2 separate regions of the Homo sapiens genome follow, and region 1 is linked to region 2. A link is an interaction called in ENCODE POLR2A ChIA-PET data of the cell type or tissue named here. Cell type or tissue: K562. All regions are shown on one strand.

Region 1 (5,000 bases), 1.1 Mb before region 2:
GCCAAAATTGACAAATGGAATCTAATTAAACTAAAGAGCTTCTGCACAGCAAAAGAAACTACCATCAGAGTGAACAGGCAACCACAGAATGGGAGAAAATTTTTACAATCTACCCATCTGACAAAGGGCTAATATCCAGAATCTACAAAGAACTTAAACAAATTTACAATAAAAAATCAAACAACCCCATCAAAAAGTGGGCAAAGGATATGAGCAGACACTTCTCAAAAGAAGACATTTATGCAGCCAACAGACACATGGAAAAATGCTCATCATCACTGGCCATCAGAGACATGCAAATCAAAACCACAATGAGATACCATCTCACACCAGTTAGAATGTCAGTCATTAAAAAGGAAACAACAGGTGCTGGAGAGGATGTGGAGAAATAGGAACGCTTTTACGCCATTGGTGGGACTGTAAACTAGTTCAACCATTGTGGAAAACAGTGTGGTGATTCCTCAAGGATCTAGAACTAGAAATACCATTTGACCCAGCGATCCCATTACTGGGCATATATCCAAAGGATTATAAATCATGCTGCTATAAAGACAAATGCACACGTATGTTCATTGCGGCACTATTCACAATAGCAAAGACTTGGAACCAACCCAAATGTCCATCAATGATAGACTGGATTAAGAAAATGTGGCACATATACACCATAATATACTATGCAGTCCTAAAAAATGATGAGTTCATGTCCTTTGTAGGGACATGGATGAAGCTGGAAACCATCATTCTGAGCAAACTATCGCAAGGACAGAAAACCAAACACCACATGTTCTCATAGGTGGGAACTGAACAATGAGGACACTTGGACACAGGGTGGGGAACATCACACACCAGAGCCTATTGTGGGGTGGGGGGAGGGGGGAGGGATAGCATTAGGAGATATCCTTAATGTAAATGACGAGTTAACAGGTGCAGCACACCAACATGACACGTGTATACCTATGTAACAAACCTGCACGTTGTGCACATGTACCCTAGACCTTAAAGTATAATAATAATTAAAAAAAAAAAAAGAATAAAAGAGGTCCCTTTTTCTGGGAGATTGATGTAGGGGAGCGAGCGTGTGAGTTGGAAGGGAGGCATTGAGGATCAGCCATTTAAAGCAGCATACAAGGATGTTCAAGGCTCGAGATCCACAGGTGTATTTTCAGAACCTGAATTTCCTGGCGGGGCACAGTGGCTCATGCCTTTAATCCCAGCACTTTGGGAGGTCAAGGTGAGCGGATCACTTGAGGTCAGTTCAAGACCAGCCTGGCTAACATGGTGAAACTGTTTTTACAAAAAAATATAAAAATTAGCCGGGCATGGTGGTGAGCACCTGTATTCCCAGCTATTCAGGAGGCTGAGGCAGGAGAATCATTTGAACCTGGAAGGCAGAGGTTGCAGTGAACCAAGATCATGCTACTGCACTCCAGCCTGGGTGACAGAGTAAGACCATCTCCAAAACAAAACAAAACAAAAACCCAAAATAGGCCGGGCGCGGTGTCTCGCACCTGTAATCCCAGCCCTTTGGGAGGCTGGGGCGGGTGGATCACCTGAGGTCAGGAGTTTGAGACCAGTCTGACCAGCATGGTGAAACCCTGTCTCTACTAAAAATACAAAAATTAGCCGGGCATGGTGGTGCATGCCTGTAATTCCAGCTACTAGGGAGGCTGAGGCAGAATTGCCTGAACGCAGGAGGCAGAGGATGCAGTGAGCTGAGATTGTGCCATTGCATTCCAGACTGGGCAACAAGAGCGAAACTCCATCTCAAAAGGAAAAAAAAGCAAAAGAGAAAAAACCCAAACAAACAAAACCCCTGAACTTCCCTGCGGGCACATTTTCTCTGGCAGCCTTTTTCAATGAGAGCTATGTTTTCTCCGATACTATATGGCCTGCGGACCGCTCAGCTTTCATTCCAGTGAAAACATTCCAGAACAAACTCCAGGTCGGTCCCAGGTGTTTCTCCAATCAACTCAGGGCATGGTTGTGTGTCACCTGCTGCCCAGCTAGAATGACACCTCTCCAGGCCTCTGACTTAGCTAGGTCTCCACCATGTGACTCCACCGTAGACTCCATGCCTTCTTCTTTTGCAAAGCCTCGGACACCCAAACACCTACCAAAAGTGGGTAGGGTGCCAGGACACCTCCAAGTATAAGTAGGGCTCCCCACCATGCCTGGATGTGGAGTTGTGCTGCAGAGTGGTGGCTGCTCATGACATTCATTTCACCCCTTTCTGTGCAGGTGCTGGAAGCCCAGGAAGCACACATCAAGGCTCCCTTGCCAGCAGGGTGCTGCCAATAAAAGGTAGTCACGTGGAATTTGGAATGTGGAAAGGAGGTAGAAGTCATCCTTTCCTCCCCTGTAGCAGCAGGCGTGCAGGCTCTGGTGGTCAGCTGGACTCCATACTCCCCCACCAGTCACCAGCCTGGGGACCGTGGGGCTGCAAGGACCTCAGCAGCGGTGTCCCAAGTTTCCTGACTTCTTCCATCCTCTGGAAATCAGCTGTGGTAAAGTAGCCTGAAAGCCAGTGGTACAACCCCCTCCCCACAACCTTCACCACCTCTAGCCCCTCCAATGAAAAGCACTAATTGCCTATATACAACCCCTTTTTGTTTGAAATATCTAGAGTAATTTCTGTTTTCCTATCTGGGGTAGTGTAACGTAAGAAGAAATATACATTTGGTCTCTGCCCCCGGTTCCTAACACAAAGCTCCTAAAACCCTTGGAAATTCCTGAAAGATGGGGGTGCTAGGAGCATTGTCTTTTTTTTTTTTTAAATTTATCATTTTTCTTTTCTCCCAGGTGTTTTTTCCTTTTTTTTTTTTTTAACTTTTATTTTAGATTAGGGGATACATGTGAACGTTTGTTATATAGCTAAACTTGTGTCACATGGGTTTGTTGTACAGATTATTTCGTCACCCAGGCACTAGGCCTAATACCCGATAGTTTTTTTCTTTTTTTTTTTTGAGATAGAGTCTCGCTCTGTTGCCCAGGCTAGAGGCACGATCTCGGCTCACTGCAACTTCCGCCTCCCAGGTTTACGCCATTCTTCTGCCTCAGCCTCCTGAGTAGCTGGGACTGCAGGTGCCTGCCACCACGTCCAGCTAATTTTTTATGTTTAGTAGAGATGGGGTTTCACCATCTTGGCCAGGCTGGTCTCGAACTCCTGACCTTGCGATCCACCCACCTCGGCCTCCCAAAGTGCTGGGATTACAGGCGTGAGCCACCGTGCCTGGCCAGTACCCAGTAGTTTTTTTGGCTCCTCTCCCTCCTCCCACCCTTCACCCTCAGGTAGGGCCCAGTGTCTGTTGTTCCCTTCTTTGTGTTTATGAGTTCTCATCATTTAGCTCCCACTTATAAGTGAGAACGTGTGGTGTTTGGTTTTCTGTTCCTTTCTTAGTTTGCTGAGGATAATGGCCTCAAGATCCATCTGTGTTCCTACAAAAGAGATGATCTTGTTCTTTTTTATGATTGCACATCTTTTGTTCTAACGTTTGGTCCTTCACCTTGGTTCCTGACACAAGGATTCCTAAATCCCTTGGAATTTTCTGCATGATAGGAGCGTCCTTTGTTCTCATGAGGTGACTCTTGGTGGGCTCCTTATTTGGGGACTGGTCACCAAAAATACCTAACTATGGTTGGAAGCTTAGTGCTTTCAGCCCCATTCCCCATCCTCTGGGGTGGGGAGCAGAGCTGGAGCTCGATCATGCCTGCGTGACAAAGCCTCCAGAAAAATCCTTGAAAGACAGGACATGGAGAGCTGCTGGGTTGGCGAACACATCCATGTGCCGGGAGGATGGTGCACCCCAACTCCACAAGGACCCTTCCAGACCTCACCCTGTGTATCTCTTCATCTGGCTGTTCATTTGTATCCTTTAAAATATCCTTTGTAATAAATCAGCAATAGTAAGTAAACTATTTTCCTGGGTTTTGTGAGCTGTTCTAGCAAATGGTCAAACCTGAGGAGGGAGTTGTGGGGACCTCCAATTTATAGCCAGTTGGTCAGATGCATAGGTGATGCTTGGCCTTGCACCTGGGGTCTGACGTGAGGGCGGTCCTGTGTGACTGAGCCCTTAACCTGTGGAGTCTGGTGCTCACTCTGCTTAGGGCTTCTCTGCCTTTGTAGTGTCCTGTCTAGAAGGCCTTTCCTTCCTCTTTTCTGCTCAGAAAACTTTTCTTCCACTTCCCTTCTTCTAAGCCATCCCTTATATCTACTCCTTTCCAGCCGACCAAGAGCAGAACCACGGCTGGCTCCACTGCCAGCATGCTGTCCCACACTGTCTCCTCAGGATGTATTCAGATGTCCGGCCCTCTCCCTAGTCTAGGAGCCCTTTGAGGAAAGGGATGCTGTCCTAGTCAACTCTTTCCCAGCGCCAGGCACAACGTCTGGCATGTTCCATCTTTTTCATGGACTCTCCCCAGGCGGCCTGACCTTCCCTCCTCTGAACTGCTGCATTTCCTGTCTGCATCATGTTTGCCCTAATCAGACATCGCCTTATTTCATCATCCTTTAAAAAATGCTTTATTTCTCTGGCAGATTTCATTGGAATCAGAATTTTCTTTCATTTAGTAGCTGTTGGCCTTGTGTCCACCTTTCTGTGGCACTCAGGTCTCACTTAAGAGCTGGCCCTCTGAGCTATGGTTTGCCGTCAGTGAGATGGAGACAGAGGCAGCCCTAGGCAGTCATGTTTTGTTCCACCTGACCCTGGGCACCCCTCCCCCTCCCAGGCTACTGGCAGGGATGGGCACCGGCCTGGGAGAGACAGCTCATCCACAGGCTGGCCCAGCAGAAACTCTGGGCTCAGACAAAACTGCTCAATTGAGGACAAACTGGGCAAAATAGAATCTTACTTTGGGAGTTTTTAGAAATATGGTTGGGGTAGCATTGGGGAATAATAAGAATTGTAGCCAGGCATGGTGGTGCATGCCTGTAGACCCCCAGCTACTCTGGAGGCTGAGGCAGGAGGATCTTTTGAGCCCTAGAGCTTGAGGCTGCAGTGAGC
Region 2 (5,000 bases):
GCAACCTTCATCTCCCAGGTTCAAGTGATTCTCCTGCCTCAGCCTCCTGAGTAGCTGGGACTACAGGCAGCCCCCACCACACCTGGCTAATTTTTGTATTTTTAGTAGAGACGGGGTTTCACCATATTAGCCAGGCTGGTCTCGAACTCCTGATCTTGTGATCCACCTGCCTCGGCCTCCCAAAGTGCTAGGATTACAGGCATGAGCCACCGTGCCCGGCTGACAGTTTCTTATTTAATTATTTGTTTATTATGATCTATTGCTGCCTCTAGAACATAAGCTTCATGGGGGCAGGTCCTTTGCCATCCTTGTCTGTAGTCATGTCGCCAGTGCCTAGGCACAGAGCCTGGCAAAGGCGGGCTCTACATTTTTACTGAATGAATGATTGAACGACTCCCCACAATAATGATTTGAGAATGCATTCTCGTTCCCATCTTAACAAGTGGGGAAAATGAGACTCAGAGAAATTAAATAACTTGCCTAAGGACAGTTGGCAGTAGGGCCAAGATTTGAACCTTGCTCTCTGTGGCTCCAGCACTCTTTCAACTCTTTCCACTTCACATGCTGGCTCCCCTGATGTCTCAGCTGCACCCTGGATCAAGTTAGATGCCAGGAAACATGGCTGGGTGCGGTGGCTCATGCCTGTAATTCCCAGCACTTTGGGAGGCTGAGGCAGCAGGATTCCTTGAGCTCAGGAGTTCGAGACCAACCTGGACAACATAGGGAGACCCCCATCTCTATTAAAAAAAAAAAAAAAAGAAAAGAAAAGAAGGCAGGAGGCAATCACCTGGAATCTCTTAGTGCAATTTCCCCGGGAAATTCCACCCCAAGTTCTCACTAATATCATTCCTATAGCCTCTAATGGGATCAACATAATACCTTCCTGCAAATCAATGGGTGAGGATGTCACACAGAATCCATGAAATCAATCCTGCTGGAAGTAAGTACCGGATACTGTCTGAAACTCCAGATGAACTGATAGGTTTCTTTATTTCAGACAGAGAAGGGCCATCTAAGTCATCAGGTTTCCCTTTTTACCTTGGCTGCTAGGAAACTTCGAGTTTTAAGTAAGCACCCAGAACGCAGAGGCAGCCTCAACCTCAGGTAAAGTGCTGTAATGAACAGAATGTATGTGATTTGGAACCAGGGAGCCTAAACTTGAGTCTCAGCCAATGCTCCTGTGAGCAAGACATTCAAACTTCTCTGGACCTTAGAACCGAGGTGATAAACACGTAACTCCTCCGTCCCAGGGCTGTTAAGAGGGTTAAGTGAGCTAATGTATTGGCAAGCTCTCCAGAAATGATTTGATGCTGCATAATGGTCAGACTGTGTCACATGCAGTCACAGGGTACAGTCAGCTCACAGGGGCTGAGCTGTAGCTTCTCATGTCCCAGGAATTATTAAACAAGAGAATGAAGTGGTCAGGGAAGGCTTCAAGGAAGAGACACCTTGAAGGATGGGTGGAACCCTCTGATGGAGAAAATTTGACAGCGTCATTCCTGTACCCTGTAGTGCTGACCTCCCAGGTCACCTCTAATTCCCATCCTGGCCTGCATCTTCCCATCCTTTTAGGTACCCTCTAACCATTACTAATCCCACTGTCTAGTCTCTGTCCCCAGGGGTGAAAATCAGCCCACGGGTGGATAGAGCTGCCCTCAGATGGCTCACAAGTTTCCAGAGACCCAGGGGTTCAAAATGACCAAGTCAACCAGCAGTTACTATTCCTTTATTCGTTCAACACCTGCTCACACGGTCGGGCATGGTGGCTCATGCCTGTAATCCCAGCCCAGCACTTTGGGAGGCCCCGGCGGGTGGATTGCTTGAGCCCAGGAGTTTAAGACCAGATTGGGCAACATGGTGAAACCCCATTTCTACAAAAAAATATAAAAATTAGCCAGGTGGGGTGGTGCATGCCTGTAGTCCCAGCTACTAAGGAGGCTGAGGCAGGAGGATCGCCTGGGCCCAGGAGGTCTAGGGTGCAGTGAGCCATGATCATGCCACTGCACTCTGGCCTGGGTGACAGAGCAAGACCTTGTCTCAAAACAAAAACAAAAACACCAGCTCACACAAGGGTCATCAAAGAGTGTTTAGATGCTTGAGGGGATGGATACCCCATTCTCCATGATGTGCTTATTTCACATTGCATGCCTGTGTCAAAACACCTCATGTACCCCTTACATGTACCCCATAAATATATACAATTACTATGTACCCACAAAAATTAAAATAAAAAAAAGGAGGCTAGACGCAGTGACTCATGCCTGTAATCCCAGCATTTTTGGAGGCTAAGGCGAGTGGATCACCTGAGGTCAGGAGCTTGAGACCAGCATGGCTAACATCGCAAAATCCTGTCTCTACTAAAATACAAAAATTAGCTAGGCTCGGTGGCAGGCACCTGCAATCCCAGCTACTCGGGAGACTGAGGCAGGAGAATCGCTTAAACCTGGGAGGCAGAGGTTGCGGTGAGCCAAGGTTGCACCATTGCACTGCAGCCTGGGCGATGAGAGTGAAACTCCATCTCAAAAAAATAAAAATAAAATAAAAAATAAATAAGGAGAGTTTAGTCTTGGAAAAAGCCCCAGCCCAGGATGAGAGGCTGAAATCTGGGCTCTCCCCAACTAGCAACATCTGACCCTCAACTTCCTCATCCATACAAAAGACTTAATCACACATCACAAAGACCATCCTCAATAAGGGGTGCTGTCTTTACTGTCAGCCTGTACTCAATCTTCCTAAAACTTGAAGAAAGTAGGGTACAGAGAGGTGAAGTAAATTCCCCGAGGTCACACAGCTCATAAGCAGCAGAGCTGGATTGGGACTGGGGATTCACACACTGAAACTTGGGATGGGGGTAGGGAGGGGAAACTCTCCAGGAAATGGCTCTTCTCAGTCGGTGAGATTTTGAGGTCAAACCAGCTGGAGGGAGCCAGGCTCTGGCGGGGCAGCAGCAGACCGGAAACCACAGCCGACTAAGACTGACCTTGGCCTGTAGGGCTGGCTGGGTAGGGCGGGGACGGCCTTGGTTCCCAGCCCTGATTCACTACGTCATTGAAGTCGGTGGCTGAAGACCTCAGCTCTGTCTACTCAGGCTTAGGTGGCCGGGACGCAGGCCTGGCGTAGGGGGGCGCCTGGAAGGGCCTGCATGCAGGTGCAGAGAACCTGCAGGGCGTGAGACCCGCGTAGGGAGAGTACCTATCCTATGTCTGGGGGGAATCTATGCTGGGGAGCCCTGTGGAGGAGGACCTATGGCCGGCGGCCCCCTCTTCCTTCCCCTGACCCTGCACTCCTGGCTCCCTCCCACTTCTGACCCTTCCAGCTGTTCCATGTGGCCTCAGGATAAAGTTCAAGTTCCTCCTTCTGACCTGGCCCCTGCTGTGAACTTGCTCTCCGTCCCCAGCCTGCCCTACTGGTCCTGTCTCTGCGCACTCCCTTAGCTTCATTCACTTTAAAATTGAGCTCAGGCCTCTCTGCAGTCCAGCTTCCACTCCTTCTTCGACTTGGACCTGGCGTGGACGACTGGCCTTCCTCTCCTCTCTCCTGAAGCCCGTCGGACCTCCGCCATGCATGCCTCCCCTTCTGCTAGGTCCTGAGGACCCACCTGTGACTCAGTCACCCTCTGCTTTCAGGGCAGCAGGCACACAGTGGCTCAGAACAAAGGGTGATGGAGGCTGACTGCCTGTGGTCACTGCTGGGGAAGCTGCCTCTGCACTGCCCCAGCCCCGACCAAGGCGTGACCCTTTGAAATACCCGGAACCACAGAACAACCTCCTCTGCTGTGGGGTAAAGGTAGAGGTCGAGGGTCAGCCCCAGGCAGCATCCCAGGTGCCATCAGAGGGCCCCTGATGCTTGGAGCCAGGGTAGGGAGGCGCTGTGTCTAGAAGGGTGCACTTGGGCTCCCCTGGACAACACTGGCTGTGTGAAAGGAACCCCAGCATTAAGGAGGGGTTCCCCCACCCCTGCTATGCACTTTATTTAAAGCCAACCAAACACTGTTAAAATATGAATCACGGGCCAGTTGCAGTGGCTCACACCTGTAATCCTAGCACTTTGGGAGGCTGAGGTGGGCAGGTCACTTGAAGTCGGGAGTTCGAAACCAGCCTGGCCAACATGGTGAAACCCAGTCTTTACTAAAAATACAAAAAAATTAGCCGGGCGTGGTGGCACACACCTGTAATCCCAGCTACTCTGGAGGCTGAGGCAGGAGAATTGCTTAAACCCAGGAGGCGGAAATTACAGTGAGCTGAGATGGCACCACTGCACTCCAGCCTGGGCGGCAGAGCAAGAGTCCGTCTGAAAATAAATAAATAAATAAATAAATAAATAAATAAAAAGAATCACTGCAGCTGTGAATCCACATTAACCCAAAACAGCAGCAAGTAACTGGACCACCCATACTCCTGGCTAGGCCTGGGCTGGACAATGGAAGGGGGAGCAGGGGGGTGGGTGGAGGTAAAGGGAAAGTCTCTCTTGCATCTGTGCCCAATATGCCTGCGTGTCCTAGGGTATGTCTGTATGACAAGGCAGCGGCTGGTGTACCCAAGGGGGTGAGGATGGCATTGTGGGCGATCAGCTCCCATCTTCCCTCTGGCTTGCCCCTGTCTTTTTTCCCCTACAAATCCCCTGGTTCCTGGTGCCTCTCGATGGCTGACCCAACCTTCCTCAGGGCAGGTAGCTCCTCTTCTCAGTCCTGGCCTCCCATCCAAGCCCATGAGGGCCCCTTCCTTGCTGGAAAAACTCTGTCTGTGTTAGTCCTGGAGGAGGGAACAGATAGTTCCCCCAGAAAAGGGCCAAGCCTCCCTTGGGGAGCAGCTCCAGCCCTTCTTGGTCTGTCCTATCTGCTAAGCCAGATGTTTGGGGCCTCCACCTGACAGCTGATGGCAGGGTCTGTCACAGGGCCAGGGCTATGGGTGTGTCCCCCACTGTGTGTGTTTGGCAGGGCAGGTAGGGGAGCAGTTAAGCCAATGGCTTTGAGAGGGTCTGGTGTCTTACTAGTTGTGCGA

What was found. Peaks named below come from ENCODE experiments on the same cell type or tissue, not always from the same donor. Only the 100,000 strongest peaks of a DNase experiment are listed, where the experiment ranks them.
Region 1: POLR2A ChIA-PET joins it to region 2 with 5 read pairs; 2 of 35 experiments call an interaction of 5 or more read pairs at or near these places.

What each region holds. Positions count from the first base shown.
Region 1 is chr17:43,136,419-43,141,418 of GRCh38, forward strand. It overlaps NBR2 (neighbor of BRCA1 lncRNA 2), which reads left to right. Exons shown (of 8, transcript NR_138145.1): 5 at 1,738-1,942; 6 at 2,239-2,504. It also overlaps a transcript of BRCA1 not described here. Among named protein-coding and RNA genes, the nearest start is that of NBR2, 13 kb to the left of the region's middle. In K562, no CTCF peak of the experiment used is centred here; no DNase peak of the experiment used is centred here.
Region 2 is chr17:44,276,899-44,281,898 of GRCh38, forward strand. No RefSeq gene overlaps it. Among named protein-coding and RNA genes, the nearest start is that of SLC4A1, 11 kb to the left of the region's middle. RefSeq lists an enhancer at 3,286-3,956 and a cis regulatory region at 4,696-4,989. In K562, no CTCF peak of the experiment used is centred here; DNase peaks (open chromatin) are centred at 3,003 and 4,853.